Regions from separate parts of the Mus musculus genome. Here region 2 is linked to region 1. The links are chromatin loops, found by intact Hi-C in ENCODE. Cell type or tissue: left cerebral cortex. All regions are shown on one strand. Links, peaks and the distances in the headings refer to the core of each region. The heading gives the core; the rest is flanking DNA.

Region 1 (17,105 bases), core at 1-8,000:
CTCTTCACTGGCCAGAGTATGATCTGAATCCTGCCTCCCCACACCCTCCGCCCCCACCCTTTATCAGCTATGTGCTTTTGACTAAATTATTAAAGTTTACTCAACCTCCCTCCTGATCTGTCAGAGTTGTGAGGTTTGGAGATGAGAGGTAGAGAGTACCTGGCATAGCACCTGGTATATTACCTGGTACACTACCTAGCATAGTACCTGGCACAGTACCTGGTACAGTACCTAGCACAGTACCTCACACAGTACCTGGCACACTCTCAACAACCTGGAAAGGCTATGAGTACTCTTGCAGAAATGTCACTCACACTGAGCCTCTATAACTGAATCACTTCACATCTCTAAGGAGTCACATTGGCTGCCCTGCGTACCCCATTTACAATTCCTGGATCTAGCACTTGTGGGGACCTGTGAGCTTGGTAAGCAAAAGGTTCCCACAGAGGCAGAGGAACTGCCCCTGGGAACCACAGAACCACGTTGCCAGGCAAATGACAGCCTGGGTATTTGTTTAACTTAGGTTCTTGTCAAAAAGAAAACTTGATGGCTAACAGCCCAAATATGACTGCATAAAACCTCCCCAGGAAGCCTTCTGCTACAGACTTCCAAATAAGCTATTCCAGGAGCAAGGCAGGGACTCCGTACACTGTGCAAAGCTAGTGACCCTGCTCACCATCTAACTGTCCAGCTACCCTAGGGCCTTAAGATAGGTTAGACAGCTCAGATGCCAAGCTGTCAAAGTGAGGACTAGTTTATAGAGCACCCCCCACCCCCACCCCAAAGAGGCTCATGGCCTAATTCCCTTCTCTGACTTTCCTCTAGTCAGGAATTCTCAAGGTAATTTTGCTTCTCAACTCCAGGCTGGGGCAGGAGACTCAGATGATGAAGTCAGAGAATTATCTTTAGCAATGTAGAGAAAGCCACAGATTGCTTTCCATAGGATTCTATGCTTTGGGAAGTAAGGAAAGCAGGGATGGGTTTTGCAGAGAGCCAGAAATATCCAAGAGCACAAACTGCAGATGAATATGAGGCATTGTTATGACTGATTTGCAAGAGCACAGCTAAGCAGAGGTCACTAATCCGTCCTTTGAGTCAGGAGCTGATCTGCAGCAGGCCTCTTAACAGATGTGTGTCCCCATTTGCACAGACACACGTGTACACACACATACACATCACAGCTGTGAGCCCTGACCTTCACCCAACGACACTGGCCTCTACTGGAAAAGAGCAGATGGACTGGCTGGGTTTGGCTAGGATGGACACCCAGGGGGACCAGATTTGCCTCTTTGATGTTGAAACCCCAAAGCAGAATGAACCAGCACAAGGAGAGCTCCTGGGAGGAGGAAGGGGAGGAATCTGGGAAAAGAGGCTGGGTAGACGATATGAGAAGTGCAGGCCCAAAGGGAGCAGAGGGCAGAGGCAGCCCCCAAAGGGAGCAGAGGGCAGAGGCAGGGCCCAAAAAGATACAGAGGGCAGAGGCTGGATGCTGGGTAATGCAGAGACTGCAAGGCAAGACCTGGAGGCTCAAGACATCGTCTCCTCTCATCCCCGGAATGTGACTGTTAAGAAGGAACTCAAGCCAGGCTGACCCTTCAAAATGTCCTTGTTTCATGCATCTAATGTTCAGAGTCACCCCTAGATGCGCCTGCCTCAGGGTTAGGGTGTGCTAAAAGAGAGTGGGAGGGTTCCCAGCATTTCCATAGGTAAAAGCACATCTACTGTCATTCTTGGAGGCCACCAGGACCATCTCCCGACACCACAGAATGCCAATGAGTTAAAGAGGGGGAGGGGAGGGCGACATGGGCAGTGCCACCTAAGGCATGGGGGGTGGGGTGGGAATGGTTCCCATCTCAGTAAGTAAGTCCCAGTGATCAACTACACATCCCCCAGGCAGTACAAGAGCAATCACATGATCATGGCTGATTTGGGAGCGAGGGGGTGGAGTACCGGCGGTTTTTTTCCCCCCTCTTCATTTGCTTTTCTTGGGGGTGGTGGTAGTGATGAGAATGGGGGTGGTGACGAGGCTGGCAAGAAAGACTGCTGAGCTAGGAGGTTGGCTCTTTCATCCAAATGGCCCCCACAGAGATCCGTACCTTACAGTCTCTCTTCCAACCTGATCCCATCATCAACCCGAATCACACACCGGAATGTCCCTGAGGTAGTAAACTAGAGAGAGCCAAAGACTTTTCCCAAAATGGCCTTCCCGCTTCAATGTGAGGAGAAAAGCTGCCAATTCTAAAGGCCAAGGTAGAGCTCTAAAAAGGACGCTTCCCACTCGCGGAGCGCTAGAGTGCTGGGTTACACAACAGGTGGGAGGGGTGACACAATCCCCCCCAGCCCCGGTCTATCTAGCCCCCTCCCCCCTAAAATCTGCTCTGAGGACTCCATACCGCTCCTCCTACTGGCTGGCTGCACACCTGGCGGACCATGGCCGCTAACACTTGCCGGTGCCTGGGTGCACCTGGGACCCGGAGGGCAACAGGGCTCCTCGGAGGGTGCTGGGTGTCCCTCTTACACCCCCTGTCCCCCACCCAGGGACCCATGGGCACACGTACTGCTGTAGAGGGTGTCGATCCAAGAGAGGCGCGGCAGGCCCCGGTGGCTAAGCGGCTCCATGCCCGCGGCTCCGCGCGGCAGAGGTTCCTTGGTCAGATGGGAAACCGGACCCTCATCGCACAACAAAGGAGGAAGGGCGCCGGCAGGCGGGATGCCGGGAGGGGAGGCCAGACTCGGAGGTCGAAGTTGCGGAGCTCAGGATGGAGGCGGGAGAGCCAGGGAAACAGGTAGTAGGGAGGAGCAAGCCGCAGCTGCCAAGGTGAGGACAGGGGAGCTTAGTGCAGGGCTGTGGCAGCCTAGGCGAACCCGCTGCGGATCTGGGAGCCGCGGCCCCGCAGCCCGCGCGCCAACTAGCAACTTCCCCGGGGCTGCGCGGCGCCCGGGGCGGGGGGCGGAGGCGGTAGCCAATCCGCGCAAGGCTCAGCGCGCCCACCCCCAGCCGCAGCGGGCCGGTGGGGTGTGAGAGCAGCCCGCAGCCCCACCGATGGCCTCCAGCCGGCGCACAGAGCTCCCGCGGGGTCTCCGGGAGGCGGCGCAGGGCCAGAGGCTCCCCTCCTCCCCTGGTTGGGCTGAGCATAAATTCTGGCAACCCGCAGACTAAAGAAACCTATGGACCCGCAGGGGTGACATCACCTGCCACCCCAGGATCTCTAAGCACGATTTCGGGACTGGTGCAGTTGCCAGGCCCCACCCCTAGACAAGCTTGGGCAGCACAGCTTGGACTGGGTTAACATCCTGCGCCCCGCTGGAAAGCTGGGCCACCCAGGAATTGTTTTCCTACCAAACCTTAAATCACCCCATCTATCCTTGATCTTACAGTGCATCAGTTCCCGACACACACCAAGGGTGGGCGACTGAAGTAAGGCGGGACCACTGGGGTTAGTGTCATCCCCTGGCATTAGAGGAAGGACCTATTTCTCACATGTGCGCCTTTAAGGCAAAGAGTCAAACTGGGGTACAGAAGCCCTAACTGGACTCTCTCCAATTCCTCCAGGAGCCGTCTGACAATCCCTAGCCTCTGTGTACAATCACATTGAAGGAAGATGGGGGTCAGATGCCTCAGAGACCAGTCTTAAGAAACAAAATTCCAAACAGTGACCTCAACAGCACTGAAGGTTTGGGGGTTGGGAGTGACATGGGACCCATGGCTGCAACCTGTTTCCTGAATTCCCAGGGAAGGAGGCAATGAAGCCCGCCAAGGAAGACCTGGGTTAGACCTCTCATATACTAGTATAGTGGCATTTCTAATAATGGGACACTTCCCATCCCACCCCATCTTCAGACAGCTTAAGCCCTTTTGGGGCTCCAGCCATACAGAGCTTTTCAAAGAGTTAAGCTCCCCATTCCCTGTATGGAGGGCAGTGTTGTTAGTACCCACAGGGACTTCTCCTTATCCCAAACAAGCACAGACAGTTTTGAGGGGTAGAAGCAGACCCTCACCTATAAGGAAATTTGTACCCAGCCTTGTAAACTTCCCAGCTGTCTGGACACTGGCCTCTATAGATGATCAAGAAAAGCTAGAGCCCATTGATACACAGGATAGAGCCTCTGGGAGGTTCAAGGGTAGATGCTCTTGTGTGGGGGAGCCCCCACAGGTGGGCAGCAGATACAGGTCCTCCTGTACCCCTTTAGTTCTAACTCAAGCTTCTGGTTCTGTGACTTGCTGGCCCTTCCTGCTCAGCTGTTACCCTCCCCACCGCCCCAGACTGGCATATAAAATTGGGAAGGCCAAGCCAACACCTGGAGCATGGCAAGGGAGGGGGCTGTGCATCTCCAGCGAGACTATCCAGAAATAGAGTTCTGGGTGGGAGAGGGAGCAAGCAAGCTCTCTGAGGAAGCAGACAGAGAAAGGACAAGGGCGTGCCTTACTGTTGCATAGCACTTTCTGAAGGCATAGAGCCCAAGAGAAAGGGAAAACATGCCTGGGTACAGCTATCAGCTACAAACCCTAGAAGGCTGCAGCATTGACCCCTCCCACAATACACCACATGATGTACCACAGGGATTTTCCTGCAGGCCACAGCCCCACATCTCCACATCCGGTGCTGACTCTGAGGAGGCCATGGATATATGTTTCTATGTGAGTCACATACATTTGCATACATTTCACATTTTTATCTACAAAGGCTTGAGCAAGCTATTTTCAGCGTTTTTTTTTCCCCCTAGCTGAAATGTTGCAGTTGCTTGCTCTCCCTGTAGTTGTTATAGTTTGCGTTATTCTACATTGTGTCTGATCTTGCCCTGGACTGTTCTTTCCACAACACAGTGTAGCGTATAGATACAATCTTGCAGGCCATAGTGCTAATAACGGACACTGAATACTAGGTGTGTGTGGCCTAGATCTTAAGAGGGTTGTTTTTGTTTTGTTTTGTTTTTTTAATTTCACTAGGATGATCTCTTGATGAGCACCACTGTTAACTTCTGGTTCCTTCCTTTCTTATCCTCCATTTGCCCCACTTTATGCAGTGCTAGGAATTGAACCCAGGACCGCACTCATGCACTCTACCACAAAGCCTATCTCCAGCTCTCTTTTTACCTTTTGAGACAATGTGGTGGTTTGAATGAGTATGGCCCCCACAGGCTCATATAGTCCAATACTTGCTCCTTGAAATTGTTTGGGAAGGATTAGAGAGTATGGTCTTACTAGAGGAGGTGTGTCATGGAGGGCTAATCTTGAGATTTAGAAAGCTAAGGCTAAAGGCCTGTGTTACCAAGCACAGCTCTTTTCTAGGTTTTGTGAATTTTCCACATGGAAAAACTAAGGCACAGCTCACTGACCCAACCACATAGTGTGGGCTGGGATCCTATGCATGCCACCTCGCTGTCAGCTGACTGATAACCCAAGTCACTGAAGGTCCCTGGAAATCTTTTCTGATCCGAAAATGCAAGACCATCTGCTAGGAAGCCCTTGCAGTTTTGTCCCATAACCATCTGCCCACCTCATGTGTAACAGTTTCTCCCAAGACTGAAACATTCCATCCTGCTAGGAAGCTCCTTAAGCAGGAAGGAAAACAACTTTACAACCCTTTCAGGAAGTTCCAGAAACCAACAAGACTCACTAGGCCCCTCCTTGCCAGAATAAGCAACAAGATCTGAGAATTCCCCTCAGACAGAAGGAAGACTCAGACCTGTCCAGCTAGAAGTTGAAGCCAACTGAGCTGCAAGAAGAGATTTAGACCAGAGTCATTTGGAAAGGACACTCCCATCTTTTGAGCTCCCTGCAAGCTGTGCATACTCCAGGTTTCCCAGCTCTGTGAGTTGTCACCCCTGCTGAGGTGGTCCTTGATGATGCAGCTGTCTTCGAGTCATTGCTACTCCTGTAAATAACCCCCAATAAAACCTATTGGATCACCAAGTTGGATTTTGATGGTATCTATCTATACTTTAGTTCCCTGTCTCAGGTGAATAATGTGTGTTGTGTCTCACAGGAAAAGTTTTATCACACAACAACACTTCTGACCCGCTGTCTTGGGAAAGGGTAGTTACTTCAAGAATCACATCACACAGATTGATTCTAAGCCTGTTTACAGAGATAAGTGGGTGGGTCTTGGAGCACTTGGGTGAATTGAGACTAACAAAAGCCCCCAGTTAGATTAAGGGACACTGAGGGCAGAGAAAGGTTGCGAAAGATCCTAACTCACACATACACTCTGGGAACTAAGGAGTTAAAGAGGCATCCTTCTTTGTAGTTTGCCCAAAGCCTGCTAACCTAAAGTGCTCTCTACTCCAGCTATCAGCCCCAATCTGTCAGAGCAGCAGGGAGGTATACTTGTGACAGGACCTCTCCCCCCCAACACACACACCCCGATTCAGCTAAGTGTCTGGATGTACAGATGGGTGGAGCACTCCAAGACACTGATCAGCATTCGATGCACCACTTCTGCCAAGCCCCTAGTAACCATTCTCTGTCCAGCCCTAAGGGCCAACACTCTCCATATCCCTAACCTGTGCACTCAGCTTATCCTGCCCCCCTCATCCCCATCTCCATGGTTACCTGCCTGCTCCTCCCCCATCACAGGATTTAAGGTTAGTTACGCAGCCTTGAGTTGAGAGGCTCAGTGGAAGAGAGATAAATCCCATTCTGAAGACCAGCAGCTCCCCCCTTTATTCATTCTCAGGGTTGTACTACTCATTGCCTCTCTAACAACCAGCTCTCAAGTCTACCAACTACTTAGCCAGGATGCAAAATCAGTGATGTTACCTATATCGCCATTCTCCTTCCTTTCTCATATTAGCAACACAGCTTTGCTGTGCACCACAGGAAGGACCCAAAAGTCTCTGATCACCCAGTGGCCACTGCTAGCAAAACAAACGAAAGTGTCTCTATTGCTGGGGCCAACCAGGAAGCATCAGTGTAGGTAAACTTCCAAAAGTGCTATTATAGCAATGTGAACTCACACATAACCAGGTATATGCCAAAAGCTCAGCTGACTGTCATTCAAAAATGCATGTTAAGCCAGGTGTTGCTGTGTATGCACACCTGTGATTCCAGTCTCTCAGAAAGAAGGCTGAGGCAGGGGTTCAAATCCGCCCCCCCCCAAAAAAAAGCTGAGGAGAGGAAACTGCAGTTGGGATGTAATACATGAGAATAAACTAATAAAATACAGATGATGGGTTGGAGAGACAGTGATTTTCCAGAAAACCCAAGTTTGATTTCTAGCATCCACATGCCAACTCAAACCATTTGCAACTTCAGTTTCCAGGGAATCTGACACCCTCTTCTGGCCTCTGCAGTTGCTAGACACATACACAATGCACAGATATACATGCAGGCAAAACACTCATACGATAAAATAAAAATATTTTAAAGTGCATAGAGTCATAGAAATTAAAAATAGTTAACCCTGATTGGTGCCTAACTGCCAGGTGCTGCTCAATATGCTTTACAAAGTTCACCTGGCCTGACCCTAACAGCAAGCAAGCAAGATAGGAGCTATGTTAGCTCCATTTCACAGGTAAAGAAATGGAGGCACAGAAAGGCTAAGCCACTGGCCAGCCAGCAGATGGTAACACTTGAAAATGAATCAAGTCCACGTGGGTAGTGCTATACTGGCCTAGGAAGGAACAAATAAATAAAGGAAGCATTAAACCCAGAAAAGGAGAAATTGGAGCTACACGAAAAGGCAAGATAGTGCCATTCCAGAACTCCCAGGGGGCACCAATAAGTAAACAAAAAGAGAACTGTTTGCCACACAAAACCACATCTACTACAACAGGTCAGATGACCCCTCAGACAAGCTGAAAAGCAATCCGATGACTGTGTTAGGCCAGGTCCCTAGCCCTCTGCCTACCTGCCTAAGGCCAGACTCAGGCTTTTCCAACTTTAGTTTTCACAGGTGCAGAAGGTAGATTAGGTAGATGACCTCCAGATATCTTATTAGCCCTGAAAGACTGTAAACTTGGCTTTCTCAGAGACCCAGAGAGAGGTAGCCTGTTTTTTCTGTTTCCTGGTGTGTACTTGTATGTGTGTGGTTGGACTTTTTTGTTTGTTTTTTGTTTTGTTTTCATTCTCACTATGTAGCCCTGGCTGGTCTTGAACTCACTATGTAGGCCTGGCTGGTCTTGAACTCACAGAGAACTGCTGGGATTAGAGGCATGTGTGTCACCATGCCTGGCAAGTAGCCTGCTTTCAAACCCTATTTCATTCCCTTTTCCTAGGTAGAGCAAAGTAGCATTTACTGTTCTCAAAATTCATCTTCAGTTCTGAGGTCTGGAAAGAAGAAAATTCCTCGAGCCATGGAAGGGCTCAGCGGGTACAGTGCTCACTACCAAGCCTGAGAACATCATGAGTTTTATCCTTGGGACTCACATGGTAGGCAGCAGACTCTCCATAAGTTGTCCTCTGATCTCTCCTGACCTCCACATATGTGCTGTGGCACTCATGCCCCACCCCCCACCCCCGACATAATAAATGAATAAATGTAAATTTAAAACAATTTAAGTAGAAAATTCCCCAGGCCAGGCATCCCATGAGTTGCCTGTCAGAGATGGCTTGGTCCAAGATTCTGTCCTTTATTCTCTTTCTTTACACCCTCTTAGCTTTTCCAGCAGACAGATCTACAGACAACAGAAACTACCATCACACACACACACCCCAACCCCATCTCATTTCCCTGTGGATGTTTTGTCAGCTTGAGTCATGGTAAAGGTCTGTACCCCTGACAAGATGTAGACAGAGAACTACATTCACACTCTTGATGCATACCAGGACAATACCCAAGGACAGACAGCGGCAGTGACACACCACACACACATTTCCCAGGCCCTATGCACAGTCAGGCACCAGAAAGAGCACGGTAGAGCAGCTGGCTTAGATGAGGCTAATCAAAAGCAATTTGAGGAGGAGACCTTCTCAAATGACCATCAACTAACCATTTTCAGCCCTCACTACCCAAGGGTCAACAGGAGACTTTTCCTACAGTCAATAAGAAGACTCTACCCCAGAGTCTAGAGCCCCCTCCCTCAATCTACTTACCTCTGAGTCCCCATCAGTATTTGGAAAGATGCCACCCGAAGAAGACACAAGAATTCTCAAATCCCAATGACCCCAGACATCAAATTCAAAGGCTCCAATCTCCTTAGTTCCAAGGCAACAGAATCAAGTCCCGCAGAGGCCAGCGCTCACAGGCCGGCTCTCTGTGCTTCTGTGGTCCTCACTGCCCCGAAGCTGGCTGCACTTCCTACTCTTTCAGCCAGAGTTCTGCAGATGCATCCCAGCTCCAACCCTGCTCTGCCAGGAGCTCTGACGCCACCCTCCTCCTGGCTGGCCCAGTCCCCTCAGGCTCAGGAACAGTTGCAGCAACTAAGAGCCATGGAAGAGATGGAATCAAAACCCAGGAAGGCAAAGACAAAGAAGCCACTGACCCTGGACAGTGGTGCTTGCCGTGGTAGAGTCTTGTTCTACAGATTCAAGGGTCCAGTCCGAGGCTATGTGGCGGTGTTTCTTTAAGCATCAGGCCTCTTTTAAGGCAACTTCTCTCTGCAGTCAATTCCTGTTACTACTGGTCCTGCGGCAGAGAACAGGAACTCTCGGGCGCCATCTGGTGGCCAGAGTGGCACCTCAGCCACACAAGGTGTTCTAGATAGGCAGCCTCCAAGGACTTGGACTCAAATCTCAGCTTTCCACCAGGCTTTATCTAGGGCTGCAGGTAACCATTGTGAGCAAAGTCTGAGAAAGCCAGGAGAAACAAGAATAGAGTGGGCAGAATACTCTCCCGTCAGACAAACCTTCCAGGAACATTTTTTTAAGAGTAGTTTTTATTTTTACTTATGTATATGCTTAAGTATCTATGTGAAAGGGTGTGGTGTGTGTGTGTGTGCATGTGTGTGCTGGGAACTGAACCCAGGTCTGAAAGAGCAACAAGTGCCCTTAACTGATAAGTCATCTCCCGGCCCCTCCAGTAACATAGTTTTTGTTTTTGTTTGTTTGGGTTTTTTGTTTGTTTGTTTGTTTGTTTGTATTTGTTTTTTGAGCTAGGATTCCTTTGAGTATCCTTGGCTATCCTGGCACTCACTCTATAGACCAGGGTAGCCTTGAACTCACAGAGATCTGCCTGCCTCTGTCTCCCAAGTGTGTCACCCAAGTCCAGTCTCCTCCAGTAACATCTTCAATGAAGAGATTTCCATACCTCCCTGCTTGCCAGCTACCGGAGCCTGAGATGCAGCTGAACATAACCTTGTCCTCTCAGTACAAGACAGTGGTTCTTAACTGGGAATTGAGTAACTGCCACTGAAAGGTGTAGCTGTCACTGTCATACCAAAGAGGGTTTTGTTGTTACCGTTCTTGTTTTCTTTGGTTTTTGAGACAGGGTTTCTCTGTGTAACAGCCCTGGTTGTCCTAGAACTCACTTTGTAAACCAATCTGGCCTCTAAATCTGAGAGATCTCCTTGCCTCTGCTCGTGGCTCAGATCCTAACGGAGGGGGAAGTGAAGAAGAACGAGACAGGTAGCAAATCAGTAAAAGTGGTCAAGGATCTGTTGGTTTGAGCGGCCCCAGGCTCATTAGGCTGATGCCATACACCTGATGCTCTCACGGAAGTCTCCCTGCATCTCAAAGCCACAGACAGCATGCTGTAAGAGAATTCGCACATACCATTTCCCCTTTTATAAGGCTCACTTACAGCAGTATCTGGAGAAAGGCACATTTTTCTCCACCACCACCCCATCTCTCTTTTCAGCAACATTAGGGACCAAACCCTGGATCTTGGGCATGCTAAGCAGGTGTTCTTCCACTGAGCTATACAACCCTAACACCCATTATTATTTTTCATAACCTGTCAGGCCCTGTGGCCTGTCCTGCATACCCCTTTGGATCACTTCACATGCACACACACACACACACACACACACACACACACACACACACCACTTCCTGCTCCTTCCTGCAGTTGCCTGTACTTAATCTTTTTTTTTTTTAAAGAATGAAAGATTTATTTATTTTATGTATTATGACTACACTGTAGCTGTCTTCAGGCACACCAGAAGAGGGCATCCGATCCCATTACAGATGGTTGTGAGCTACCATATGGTTGCTGGGATTTGAACTCAGGACCTCTGCAAGAGCAGCCAGTGCTCTTAACCAGTGAGCCATTTCTCCAGCCCCTTGCCTGGACTTCTTGCACAGGTTGATATAGCTGGTGTGCTAGGGTTTTACTGCTGTCAACAGACACCATGACCAAGGCAACACTTATAAGGACAACATTTAATTGAGGTTGGCGTATAGGTTCAGAGGTTCAGTCCATAATCATCAAGGCAGGAGCATAACAGCATCCAGGTAGGAATGGTTCAGGAGAAGCTGAGAGTTCTACATCTTCATCTGAAGGCTGCTAGCAGAATACTCGCTTCCAGGCAGCTAGGATGAGGGTCTGATAGCCCACACCCACAGTGACACACCTATTCCACAGGGCCACACCTTCTAATCCTGCCACTCCCTGAGCCACGCAAATACAAACCATCACAGCTGGTTAAAATGTTCCGTCCGAAGCGCAGTAGAGTTGGCTTAATGCTTAAGAACACTTGTTGCGGGCTGGAGAGATGGCTCAGTGGGTAAGAGCACTCCACTGCTCTTCCGAAGGTCTAAAGTTCAAATCCCAGCAACCACATGGTGGCTCACAACCATCTGTAATGAGATCTGACGCCCCATTCTGGAGTGTCTGAAGTCGTCAGCTACAGTGTACTTAAATATAATAAAAATAAATAAATCTTAAAAAAGAAAGAACACTTGTTGCTCTTGCAGAGGGCCTGGCTTCAGTTCCTAGCACACACATGCTGGTTTACAAATATCTGACCCATGGGATCTGATATCCCCTCTTCTGACCTCTGTGGCACCAAGCAGACAAACATACAGGCAAAACACCCATACACATAAAATAAAATACATCTTTAAATAAAGTTAAAGAAAATGTCCTGTCCCTATCCTGGCATGGTGGTACATATCCACTATTGCTTCATATGAGAGGCTGAAACCAGAAGACCATAATAAGCACAAGGCCAGTCTGACTGACATAAGACCCTGTCTCAGGAAAACAAACCCCAACACTGCTCCTCCACTCTGCCTGAGCATCTCCTACTTACATTATGGTGTTAAACTGAAATACCACTGTTTCCAAGGGGCTTTTCCTAACAACTGAGCCAGAGAGACCTGCTTCTCTCTCTCCAATTCTTTAGTGCTCTTAAAAAAAAACATTCAGAGCCTGGAGAGACGGTTCAGACGTTAAGAGCACTGGCTGTTCTTCCAGAGGACCCAGATTTGGCATCCAGCACCCACATGGTGGCTCACCATCATCTGTAACTCCAGTTCCAAAGGATCCAGCACCCTCTTCTGGCCTCCAGGCGCACCAGGCACACATGGTATCAAGACATAACACAGGCATAACTCCCATATGCATAAAATAAAGACTTTTTTTTTTTAATTAAGACCATTCGGGGCTATCTCTTGCTAGACAGTGAGTTCTCTTTTCAGCAAACCCTAGCATGTTGTGCAAATGATGGACCGAACGAATGAATGGTTCCTGGCTACTAAGAACCTGGAATTAAGCAGTATAGATATTTAGCTATCTGGGTTCCAGCAACTGGAAATAGATTGTCTGGGCTTGATGGTTGACATGTGGCCACATCCTTTGAAATGACTCCAGGGGAACCTAAAATCAGATTTGGGGCAGGACAATAGCTGCTCTAATTATTCTCTCACTGCTCACACGAAGCCCCAACTAAGAACTCCCCAATGCACAGCCTCCCTTGCTAAGCAGCCAACATCCTATGCTGTACTCTTTTTCACCCAATCAGGTTCCAACATAGAAATAAAATAGAAACCTAGAAAAGATTCAGCCCACTAAGGGAATTTCCGTTTCTGAAGCCGTAGCCCGGAGTCCTTCTCCTAGACCTGTCCCAAATTTGCAAGGCAATTTGGTTTTGGAATAGGGAAGTGAACTGTTGCTTTCATGGAAGAACACAGCCTCTGGAGGCAGCCCGCTTGGCCTGAAACCTCTACTCTCTGTAGGGTGGAAACCCTGGGAATCTGTGAAAGAAGATTCAGGTTGCTAGGGTGATGTTGACCGCTTTGCCCCGGCCAGAGCCGGAAGCCTCCCAGAGTTGACTTGATAATGTACTCATATCTCTTGAAGCCCTCTAACCAGGAGGACTGGAGACCTGCTTTTCATTTCTATAATGGGAGAAGTTGTGGAAGCTGCTTCTGGCCTCCTGCCCACTCAAGGACCTCGTTTAAGAGGGTCTACAGGCAGTCTGATTAACAGTGGGAGGACTGGGCTAAGGAAACCTTCTGTAATGCTGTGTTCCTGGATCCCCAGGGACTGTTGAGTGAACTATAAAGTCCCAGAGAATGCAGGACTCACCTGGTCTGTTGGGCTCTGCAAGGTTTCATTTATTGAGCCTTTACCACAGAAAATCACCTGAGGCTATCAGGATCCATATTCCAGGAGTGTGTACGTGTGTCTGTCTATTTTCTGATAGTCTGACTGTCTGGGTGTTACAAAGGTTGGTACCAGGATTTCATGCATACTAAGTAGGTAAGCACTCTTGCTGAGCTACATCCCCACTCCCCACAAGGGTTTAATCCCAGGTTCTTGCCAGTTTCTCCCCTGCTACCTAGTAAGGCTGTTCTGGTGTATTTAACTCACTTTAGGTCCTATATTTCCTCTCCAGTGTTTGGTTTGAATATGATCTGTGCCCTCTGTACTCATGCAAAAGTCTAATTTGTAAAGTTATATGTTAATAGTATTAAGAGGATAGAGATTTGGGTCCTCTGCAAGGGCAATACACACTCTTTAACAATTGAGCCATCTCTTCAGCCCCAAGTTTTGTTCCCAGCACCTGCACGTGAAAGCCCAAACAGCCTGTAACTCCAGCTCCAGGGAACTTGACACCCTCTTCTAGCCATCTTAGACACCACACACACACACACACACACACACACACACACAGAGAGAGAGAGAGAGAGAGAGAGAGAGACAGAGAGAGAGAGAGAGAGACAGAGAGAGACAGAGAGAGAGAGACAGAGAGAGACAGAGAGACAGAGACAGACAGAGACAGAGAGAGACAGAGAGAGACAGAGACAGAGAGAAACAGAGATACATATATAAATTCTCTTTTAAAGGAGGGTAGAAACGTAATCTGCATATGGCCTTTTGAACTGGGGACTTTGATTTGTCTTATTGTTTGTTTGCAGTGTTGGGAAATGAACCCAGGAACTTCACACTCCTTCTGCCAAGAAGTCCAAAAGAGAGAACCTTGGCGAATAACTAGGCCATTAAAGGAGAGCTTCATGATTGAATCCCAGTGGCTTTATAAAGAGGGAGAGAGAGTAGGGGGAGAGAGATGCACATGAGCTCTGCCATGAACCTGGCCCATGCTGTTTGGACTTCCGACCTCCAAAGCTGAGAGGCAACTAAACCTCTTCTTTATAAAGTAGTCTGCCTCCAGAACTTTATTATAGTAATGGAAGTCCAATGAGAAGAGTGGAATAATAATGTCACAATTACAAATATGTACGTTTATTGTGCCAGTGATGTGGTAAACAGTTTATGTGTGCAAAGACATTCAGCTACCATAGTAGCCCAAGGACTCTCCAGAATTCATACCCCTGTTCCTCACTTCTTTCTCACATGCCTGCACATGTCTCTCTTCAGCAGGAGGGAGAGAACATTAAACTGTGCATACCCTGGAACTGAAGGCTGGAAAAGTTATTCACTATCTGTTCAGCTATTCTAAAACCCTACACAAGACAGGGTTTCTAGATGCTGAAGAGATGGCTCAGGAGTTAAGGGCACTGCCTGCTCTTTCATGGGATCTAGGTTCAACTCCAAACACCAACATGACATTACACAACTTAACTTCAGTTTCAGGAGATCTGATGCCTTCTTCTAGCTTTGGAGGGCACTGCACACACATGGTGCACAGACATACACGCAGACAAAACACTCATACACATAAAAAATAATACTATTTTAAATGCAGTGTTTATTTGCCCAATATTTTTGTGATTATAGGTTTGAAACATGCCTGAGATTCTAAAGATGCCACACAATACCTGGTGGATCCAGAGAGTAGCCTGGACAGTATGTTTTGGGATAGGTGGTCACCATTTCCAACTGAGCTAATAACCAAATACTTCCTGTTTTAGGGTTTCTATGGCTGCAATCAAACCCCACGACCGAAGCAAGTTGGAGAGGAAAGGTCTTACTTGGTTGATACTTTCACATCATAGTTCATCACTGAAGGAAGCCAGAACAGGGACGTAAACAGGGCAGGGACCTGGAGGCGGAGGCTGATGTAGAGGCCACACTCACATACATGGCTTGCAGAGCCTGCCTCCTTACAGAATCCAGGGCCATCAGCACATGGATGGCAGCGCCCACAATGGCTGTGCCTCCCCTGTCAATCACTAATTAAGAAAATGCCTTACAGCCAGATCTAATGGAGGCATTTTCTCAATTGAGGTTCCTTCCTTTCAGACAATTCTAGTTTGTGTTAAGTTGGCACAAACTATCCAACACACCTTCTAAAGGAAGTAGCATTTGCATTAAGACCTGGAACGACAACTACTGTTTCCCTGGCACAAATAAAGGAGTGGAGAGGCAAGGCATTCTGGGAGAGAAGAACAAGTGCAGAGGCAAAAATGAAGGAGGAGAGCAGACGTGGAGGGTACATGCCTATCGTCCCAGACACCTGGGAGACTGAGGCAGGGATCACTTGTGGTCAGAGTTAAACCAGTTTGGGCAACACAGTGAGACACTGCCTTTAAAAAAAAAAAAAAAAAAAAAAAAAGATGGAGCTGGGAAGTGGTGGTGCACACCTTTAAACCCAGCACTTGGGAGGCAGAGGCAGGTGGATCTCTGAGTTCGAGGCCAGCCTGGTCTACAGACTGAGTTCCAAGACAGCCAGAGCTACACAGAGAAACCTTGTGTCGGGGGAAAAAAAAAGATGGGAGGAAGGCTGTGGGTATAGCTCACTTGGTGAAGTACAAGCTACACACACAGAAAACCCTGGGTTTGAGTCCTAGCACCACAGAAAAACAAGTATGGTGGTATACACCTGTAATCCCAGCACTTGGTGGGTAAAGGCAGGAAGATTAGAAGGTCAAGTTAATCCTGTTACATAGAAAGTTGGAGGTGAGCCTGAGATGTAGACAGACAAGGGGGAAGAAGAGGATGATAAAGGATGGGGGAAACTACAATGAGTGCCTGAAGAAGACATGCTACTCTAGGGTGTTGCCTTAGCACGAACTCGGAGACCTATGGTGGTTTGAATGAGAACAACTCCCACAAGCTCCTGTTTGAATACTTGGTGCCTGTTGGTAGAACTGTTTGGGAAGGATTGGGGGTGTGGTTTTGTTGGAGATGTGTCACTGGAGGTGGGCTTTAAGGTTCCAAAAATCCTACACCTCCCCCTGCCTCATGGTTCTTGCCTCAAAGTGCAAGCTCTCAGCTGTTGCTCCAGCCCCATGCTCCCTGCCGAGACCTTCATGTACAAATCCTCTGAGACTGTAAGTCCTGACAAACTGTCTCTTCTGTACGTTGCCTCCATCATGGTGTTTTGTTTTGTTTTTTTAATTAGGTATGTTCCTCATTTACATTTCCAATGCTATCCCAAAAGTCCCCCATACCCTCCCCCCCCACTCCCCTACCCACCCACTCCCCCTTTTTGGCCCTGGCGTTCCCCTGTACTGGGGCATATAAAGTTTGCAAGTCCAATGAGCCTCTCTTTCCAGTGATGACCGACTAGGCCATCTTTTGATACATATGCAGCTAGAGTCAAGAGCTCTGGGGTACTGGTTAGTTCATAATGTTGTTCCACCTATAGGATTGCAGATCCCTTTAGCTCCTTGGGTATTTTCTCTAGCTCCTCCATTGGGGGCCCTGTGATCCATCCAATAGCTGACTGTGAGCATCCACTTATGTGTTTGCTAGGCCCCAGTGTAGTCTCACAAGAGACAGCTATATCAGGGTCCTTTCAGCAAAATCTTGCTAGTGTATGCAATGGTGTCAGCGTTTGGAGGCTGATTATGGAATGGATCCCTGGATATGGCAGTC
Region 2 (8,000 bases), core at 1-8,000, 63 kb before region 1:
AAAGTAGAAGACAGACAAAACCCAGATCTTCTCTCTGCCTTGGGGTCCCTTTGACTACCTCATCCAGAGGGGAGACAGGGACTGTGATCTCTAGCAGTGAGGTTTTCTGTGCAGACTGTGGTTCTGGGACAGGAAGTTGCAGCTGAATGGGAGTGTCCCCACCTTCTTTCCCAAGGGAAACTACACACTCCCAGTTGAGTTCAGCCACCAGCAATAGGGTGACCCTGGCCCTGTGCCAGGGCACCCTGCTTGGCCTAGGCTTGAGAAAGACCTGCAAAGCAGGGTTTGTGGTTCACCTGTTACCTCTGGGGCACAAGCCAAGATGAAAAGTATCACAGCATGGTCTTGGCTGAGGCTTCCACACTTGGGACGACAGACCCAGAAAGGAGGTGGGCTGCAAACAGATCCATTTCCCAGCAGGTATTTACCAGATTGGAGTCCTTGCAAGGTTCCTGGTCGCAGCCCATGACAGATGTCTTAGGGGATTTTTTTTGTTTTGTTTTGAGACAGGTGCTTACTATGTAGTAGCCTAGTCTGGCCTAGAACCCGCAACTCTGCCTCTGCCTTCTGAGTGCTGGGACTGAATGCATTCAGTGCTAGCAGGCTCCTGTGAGCAATCCCTGGCCAGTCCTCACAGCCTCCCTTCAGAGGAGCTGGAGCAATTCAGACCTGAGGAGTGGTGCTCTGTTGTATTGATGACCTCATTCAGTGTCCTATAGCCAGAACACAGAATTGCAACTTTCAAAGTTTATACTATTTCCAGTGTCTAGGCCACTGATACAAGACACTGACATTTCATTCTGTGTGCTAACCTGACTGGGCCACAAGGTGTCTACATATTACCCTGGGTGTCTGTGGGATGGTTCTCAATGAGATTCACATCAGACTCTACGGACTGCGCAAAGCAGATGCCCTCCCCAAGGTGAGCTGGCCTTGCCTCAGCCAGTCTATTAAAGACATGAAACCAAAAAAGCTAAGAAAGAGGGGCTCTTTCCAGCCAGGAACGGTGGTGCATGCATGATCCAACACCAGGAAACCCAGGCAGAAGGATTATGAGTGTCAGGCCAGCCAGGATGATCAAGTAAATTTCAGGACAGCCTTGAAAACAGAATCCTCTCTCAGACAGACAGAGGGGCTCCACCTGCATGCCTGCTAGTGCGGGGACACCAGTCCTTCCCAGACTTTGTCTCTAAAACATTAGGTGTTCTTGAGCTTAGTTACACCTAGAATCTTCACCTTTGACTCCCCCGATTCTCACACCTCTGGACTTGGGACTAGGACTACACATTGGCTCTCCATTCTATGACCCTGTCCAGTGTCCTATAGCCAGAAAGCAGAGTTTCGAGCACACACACACACACACACACACACACACACACACCACTTGCTTTATGGTTTCTAACACATAAACCAAATTTTGACCTCCTTCCTAGGTACAACTTGGCTGCATGTTTGGGCGTGGAAAGTTTAGCTGACAAGCTGTGCCAAAAGCTAGATATCTGAATATCTAGAACAATTGTCTGATTTGGTTCAAAAGTCCCCTCTGTTCCCAAGTTCCTTAACAGGAAGCCTGGCAGAGGAAAAGACTGCCTAGCCAAATGAGCACAGCCAAGTAGCAGGAACGCATGCGTGCGCGCACACACACACACACACACACACACATACACACACACACACACACCAAGCCATATATACACAGCCACAGGCAGACAGACAGACACATACCCCAAGCCATATATACACAGCAACAGACAGACAGACAGATAGACACATACACACACACACACACACACACACACACCCCTTTTATAAAAACAAAACCAGATCATCACAAGAACTGGGGGTTTGCACAATCCAGGCATCCCATTACAAATAGCAATACTTGTAGAGTCCACTAGGTGGGGCCAGTAACCCAACAGAAAGAGGAGAAAGGCAGTTAGCTCCAGGAAGGCAGGGGTTATAGCTTGGGGAGGCAGCTGGGGCAGGCAGCATCCTGCAGCTAGAATTGCCTCAACCATTCCCAACTGGCATCAATACTCCCTCTACCTGTCAATGGTGTGAAAAATCAGTACTGAAAGCCCTAAGTACTGCAGTTTTCTGTAAATATTTAACATTTCAAAATCTTCCATTCAAGTTATTCCCTTCTGACCATCAAGAACAATGGTACAAAGTGAAGCCACTAGCCAAAGCTGAGAACCCCAGGCAGGGATACAGCCCTGCAATACATAGAACATGGACAGGATTTCTCACCAGGAAATCCAAATACCTATGGATAAATAAATACTCCTGCAAGGTAGTCACAAGGAAGGAGGGAGAGGGAGACAAGAGGTCGAGGAGCTTGCAGAGACTGCATGGGGTTATAGCACGGACACCGTGGGGTGTCCACGGGCACCATCCTGAACCTGTTTACAGAGGGGTATAGGCTAAGTCCCTAGGAGAGATCTGAACCCCACTAACCTACAACCAGAAGGCAATGATGGAGAACCAGAGTTCTCTCTTCCTTTTTGCTCCCGGTTGGCCTGAGTCCAGGTCCCAGAACAACCGTTCCTCCACTGATTCAGACACCCTGCCTCTACATGGCCAAAATGGCTGTCTCTAATCCACCACACCCCCCCTTAGGGCAAAAGCACCCAAGAATGCTGGCTGTGGGGGAGCCTGAAGCTGGCCAACACCTACATCCATCCCCTCCACCTCCTACCTGCCCCCCACCATCCCTTCTCAAACTTGCACCACCTGGCAGTGCTGAGCTCTGCCTAGGCCTCTGTTGCTATGGCAACAATGTGGCTTCCCCCAAGTGGGATGCTGGTTGCCAAGGCCCTTGTTGCCAAAGGCTATAGCAGCCACCCCAGTGTGTGAAGAGGGGGTGAGAGCCTGCAGAGGGTGGGAAGGAACAGGGGTTCTTCCAAATGGTAGAGTCCAGGCAGCCTCCAGGTGGGTGGGGGTATTAGGCCCTAGAGAAGGGGAACGCAGTGCATAGCATCTCTGAATCTCTCCCGGGGGCTTCAGAGAGAGGAAAGAGAACCCCCCAAAACATACCTAGACAAGCTGGACCAAAAAGACCGGTGAAACTGAGTTCCCTCCACCAACACAAATGGCTCTGATTCTTTTTCCCAACTCCAGAAAAGAGCCCCAAGGAATCTCTGCCTGGATTGCTCTTGTATTTCAGATGCGTACACTCATGAGCTGGGCCGAGCGCTGATCCCTGTCACTGGGAACAGCACTAATTCTAATTACTCCAATCCTCCACACACTCCTATCTCCCTGCTCTATCAAAGCCCTGAGAAGGCAGCTCCTGCCTCTCCTGGCAGCAGGGAAGTTAGGTACCCAGGCTTGTTCCTTTCCTGTGGAACAGAGCAGGGCTGGAGGCCCACATCCTGGGGAACATAATGTTTTATCCCATAGGGAGCTTGAGGCCAGTACTGGCTTTGTGGGGACATTTGTTGTCCCACAGGCCATGTGTACCCAGCCAGGTACAGATAGAAAAGCCTGGTCCTTCCAGAGCCCCCCTCCCCATCCTATTGAGAGACTCAGGTGACTGGAAGGGAGTGAGAGCATCCAGGAAGCAGAGGAACAAACAGCTGGCAGAGCAGGGAACAGGTGAGGGGCAGCAGAGCGCAGCAGGTAGTGGAAGAGAAGCCAAATGACAGGCGTCACAAGTCCAGACCCACCCTCCCCAAGCTCACTGCTGACACTGTCCTACGCAGACCCCGGGCCACTTCTTGCACATGGCATTCTATCTCCCCTCCCAAAAGAGTAAACAGGAGTACCTACCCCAGGTGCCAATCCCTCAGGTGGGGTGGGCGAGACGCTGTCCCCACCACCTTGGCTGCGGGCGCTGAGCTGGGGCGACATGGTGGGTGACTCGTCGATGTACGGCATGGTCTCCGAGCCCTCGGGGGGCCCCTTCTGCTCCTCATGCCCCTCTGCGTCGTAGTCCTCCGCACCGTAGCTGAAGTCTGAGACAAGGAACAAGAAAGGCCACTGAGAGTCTTCCACCAGGGCTGCCAGGGACTGGTAGCGCAGTGGGCGCCGGCGGCGGCCCCCGGCTGCCATGGCCCCTGCTGCACCATGCACCCTGGGCCAGGGCAGGGGCTGTACAGCCAGGCTTGGGGAGGGGGGTGGGAGCTCCAGCAGGCACAGGCTCTGCTGAGTCCGTCAGAGGCTGCTGGGAGTCGGGGAGGAGCGGTTCTGCTGTCTCCACCCGCCTAATAGCATGTCAGCTGCGTATGTGGGGCTGTGTTTCCTTTGCCTCCTGCCTAATTCCACGTCTAAAAATTAACAGTGGGAGCGGGAGGCAGGACGATTCCAACTCCTCTCTCTGAGTCACCATTTTGCTTTTTATAGGGAATAAGGAGGTGGGGGCGGGCCAAGCGATGTCACTTCCTCCGTCCCTCCTCCTTGGGTACCATTGTACACTGAGCTCAATCCGTAGGGAGTGAACAGGGCAAATTTTGGGTAGAGAGGGCCCAGAAAGTGGGCCCTAGGAGGCCCTCGGTCCTCTGAATGCGGCCCTGCATGCAGGACAGAGCCCAAGGCAGGCAGGCGTGGGAGAGAGGGTTGTGCCCAGGCCTGGCAGGGACTTGGTGAGCAGCAGGCTCCTCAAAAGCCAGCATTTATGTCTATAATTCCAACACGGCTTCCTCCAGAGCAGGCAGGAGGGAAGGTACCGGGTATTAACCCCTCAGTGTTCCTAGCACCACACCAGGGCCAGTGCCCACGCAGACACCCTCCTGGGGGCTGTAGGGAAGGCAACCATGGAACAGGGTGGTACCTCTAGGCTTTGCCAAGAGTTATAGGACAGCCTCACTAAGCTGCAGGCATCATTCTTAGCCAGCGACTGGCCGGGAGGGCTGGGTGTTGCTGTTTCCAACATGTCAGAGTACAGGTTACAGCAAGCAAGGTGGAAGGTTCCTCTGTCTTGAGCCTTGGTTCTGGAAGGGAATCATCGATGAGGAGAGGCCAGGGATACAGCCTCTGGAGGACCAGAAGTAGCTGGTACCACAGAGGAATGCCAAGAAGGAAAACCCTGGGAACACGGGACTTGCTGAAAACAGTCGTATGGCTCCTGAACCCTGGCAAGGCCTAGTTTTGGGACTGTGGCCAGTATGTTATAGGAGCCTGGCCGAGTCTGTTCCATTATCTGTTCAGACATCACTTCCTCCAGGATGTTCCCCGGGGAACCCAGTTTATAGTACCAACAGCACATGGCCTCCTTGATGTATAGCAGGCTCTTGGGAAGCTGGGGTGGCAGACTGAAAAAAATGGAGGGATGCACCGTCCACCTCAGGCCTGAGGTCTAACCCAGGCAGGTCCCAGTGAGTCAAGCTCTCTGTGGAGCCCTGGCTCCTCCTTCTCTGTCACAACACACGGGCCCACAGGCAGCCAGAAGCCTGAGAATGGTGTCACCAGGTCACTGGGGCGCCAGGCCATGGCTATACTCAGTCCAATCTGTCTGTTGGCAGTTGATAGCCTCCCCTGGGCTCTCGGCACCTGCTACTGCTGACTTCCTCTCCCAGGGCTCAGCTGATGCCCATTAAGCTGTCTGGGGACACAGGATGTATTTCCTCAGGAAAGACATATGCATGAAGAGTCACAGACCTCTCTACTCTTCCAGGGGCTCTGGGTCTCCCTGGTCATGCTGAAGCTAAGGGTATGGAATAATGAATTATGGTGGACCTTGTCTTAGCCAACTTCTAGACTGATCTGTATCATGCATTACAGAAATGAACGGACTACCCAAAGGCATGGTTCACAGAAGACCAAAAGGAAGATGGCTTGGCTCGCCTCTAATGCAATTTCCTTGCATCTCTCACAGGAAAGGAAGGTCTCTGCCAGCCTTTCCTCTGGTGTGCACTCCATCTAAGCACCTCTCCAAAGCAGTTCTCACAGATGAGGTCCCTGAGCCTCACACATCTGCCTGAGACCGTGGGGAGGCTCTAACCTGGGTCTGTCTAAGTCTTTGAGGACGGTCCTGTCCCTTCTGTATCTCACTCCAAAGAAATACCAGCACCCTGCCTTTGGCCCTCCTCATGGGACATGTTAGCCAATGAGGGGAGCACAGGGTACGGACATGAGGACTGGCAGAGCGCCCCCTGCCAGCATTCCTAGGTAGTTCCTTTCTTGTTCCTGCTGGGAGTCTGGAACAGTTCTACTGGGAGAAGAGATACAGAAAAAGAAGTGGAGAGCAACCCTCTAGGAAAGGCTGAAAAGGAGCTCCACTGGGCACACACAGGCTTTGGTCCATGAAGGCCTCAGATGGGAACACTAAGTGGACGTGGCCAGGAGGTGATGGCAGTGAGCACAGGGCAACTTCCGAGCCAATGGGATCATTCCTTATCTTAGCAGGGATCTGAGGTACACAGACGCATTCACCAGAATCTACCGACTCTTAGTATGGTTAAGCTTTATGCAGTTCATCAAATACTGAACTCTTGTTAACGACATGCCAGCCTGAAGGAGAATCGTCTGCAATATAAAATAGAAGGAGGAATGGCATGGGGAGATGCATAGATGTGGAAGGGAGTCGCCATGGGAAAGTGGTCATTACAGACTCTAGCTAACAGTAAGTGGACTGTTCAGTGTGCCATAGATACTCTCAAATATTCTCCATGTCTGATAGTTCTCATAATAAAAAGATGGGGGTGGGGATAGTGTTGTCTGGGCTTTGTGTTCTCTCTCCCTCTCTTTCCCTCTCTCTCTCTCCCCCTCTCTCCCTCTCTCTTCCTCTCTCTCTCTCTCCCTCCCCCCTCCCTCCATCCACAGAGAGGTCTGGGCAGCATATCTGTCTCTGATTATTTCTTTCCTAGACACACACATCTTCCAGTCCCTATTTTTTTAAAACCTGTGTTTAGTTCAGATGACAGGAGACTTCCAAGTCTCTCCAGACTCCCCCTTCCCACTCTCAATGAAATCTCCTCAAACCCCCATCTTGCCAATTTTCTTCCCAGAGCAGCTAAGCTACAACCCAACTGAAGACCCCACAGTTCCCCGCTAACTTCAATGGTACGACCAGCCTAAACTTATCAGCTGAAGAATCTCTGCATGGGCTTGTGTCTTCCTGCCCAGGAGTGTCAGATCATCTCCAGACTCCTTCAGTTGTCTGAATAGATAGCCAAAGAGTCTAACCCTAAGCCCTGGTACCTCTAAATAGGAAATTATTTGTTTAAAAAAAAAGATACTTGAAGATGCCATCAAGTTGAGGATCTCAAAATAAAATCATCTTGGATGAAAACCCATAGGTGCTGAATCCCGTCAAGTCCTTAGGAATCAGAAGGGGAGATACAGAGAAGGTCCCGAGAACGTGAGCAGCACTGGGAGAAGCAAACAAGAATTTGACCCCTGAAGTCTGAAGGGCTTCCCAGCAGGCCTCGGTCTGGGGCCTGTAATTTCCAGACTGTGAGACAGCTTTTTGTGGCTTTAAGCCACCAACTTTTATGATAATGTATATGGCAAGGAAGCCCCACCCCACCCCACCCCACCCCACTGCATCTGCTGCTCTGGTGCCTAAGATCCTCTCCTCAGCCCTTTGTCCATCAGTGAGACCCTCCTTAACATGGCTTTGAGGAAAGCCAGCTAGCTGTACCCTCTCCTATGTGTTCCTCACATGATACCCAGATAAAGCACTTTTACAAGCTGGTGAGAAAAAGATAATTATGTCATATTCTAATGAGCAAGAGAAAGAAGAAGAAAACTTAAAATAGAAGAGCAAATGGCCAGAGATACGCCTTTTAAAGGTTAACCTCACTACAATCAAAGAAAATGCAAACCACTTTCCCTTTCCCCTTGGTGCAATTTTCCTATCAAATTAACAAGAACATAAAAATAATGGTAGGCTTCTTGTCTAGGATGCGTGAGGCCCTGAGGGTGAAGGCCAGCACCACAAAATGATAGTATTAATTAATAAAGCCTAAGGCTGTAAAGGAACATTCTCAGAGCTCCTGGAAGGTGTATTTAACTACCACAACCTTGCTCAGTTTATCTGGTAAATGGTACAAGAAATT

What was found. Hi-C counts contacts between places; a loop is a spot of excess contacts. Peaks named below come from ENCODE experiments on the same cell type or tissue, not always from the same donor. Only the 100,000 strongest peaks of a DNase experiment are listed, where the experiment ranks them.
Region 2: it touches region 1 in a loop (5-fold over the local background); 6 of 42 quality-filtered maps call a loop at or near these places.

What each region holds. Positions count from the first base shown.
Region 1 is chr11:76,568,473-76,585,577 of GRCm38, forward strand. It overlaps Abr (active BCR-related gene), which reads right to left and starts at 2,912. Exons shown (of 23, transcript NM_198895.2): 1 at 2,559-2,912. The coding sequence starts at 2,619. In left cerebral cortex, for the core only: CTCF peaks have their summits at 3,083, 3,287 and 4,745; DNase peaks (open chromatin) are centred at 1,140, 2,055, 2,644, 3,002 and 2 more places; H3K4me3 peaks cover 3,621 bases; H3K27ac peaks cover 4,895 bases.
Region 2 is chr11:76,505,117-76,513,116 of GRCm38, forward strand. It overlaps Abr (active BCR-related gene), which reads right to left. Exons shown (of 23, transcript NM_198895.2): 2 at 3,772-3,956. It also overlaps the pseudogene Gm12341. Among named protein-coding and RNA genes, the nearest start is that of Abr, 62 kb to the right of the region's middle. In left cerebral cortex, for the core only: CTCF peaks have their summits at 789, 993, 1,903 (motif pointing right) and 6,089; DNase peaks (open chromatin) are centred at 1,645, 1,906, 2,803, 4,298 and 3 more places; H3K4me3 peaks cover 2,991 bases; H3K27ac peaks cover 3,685 bases.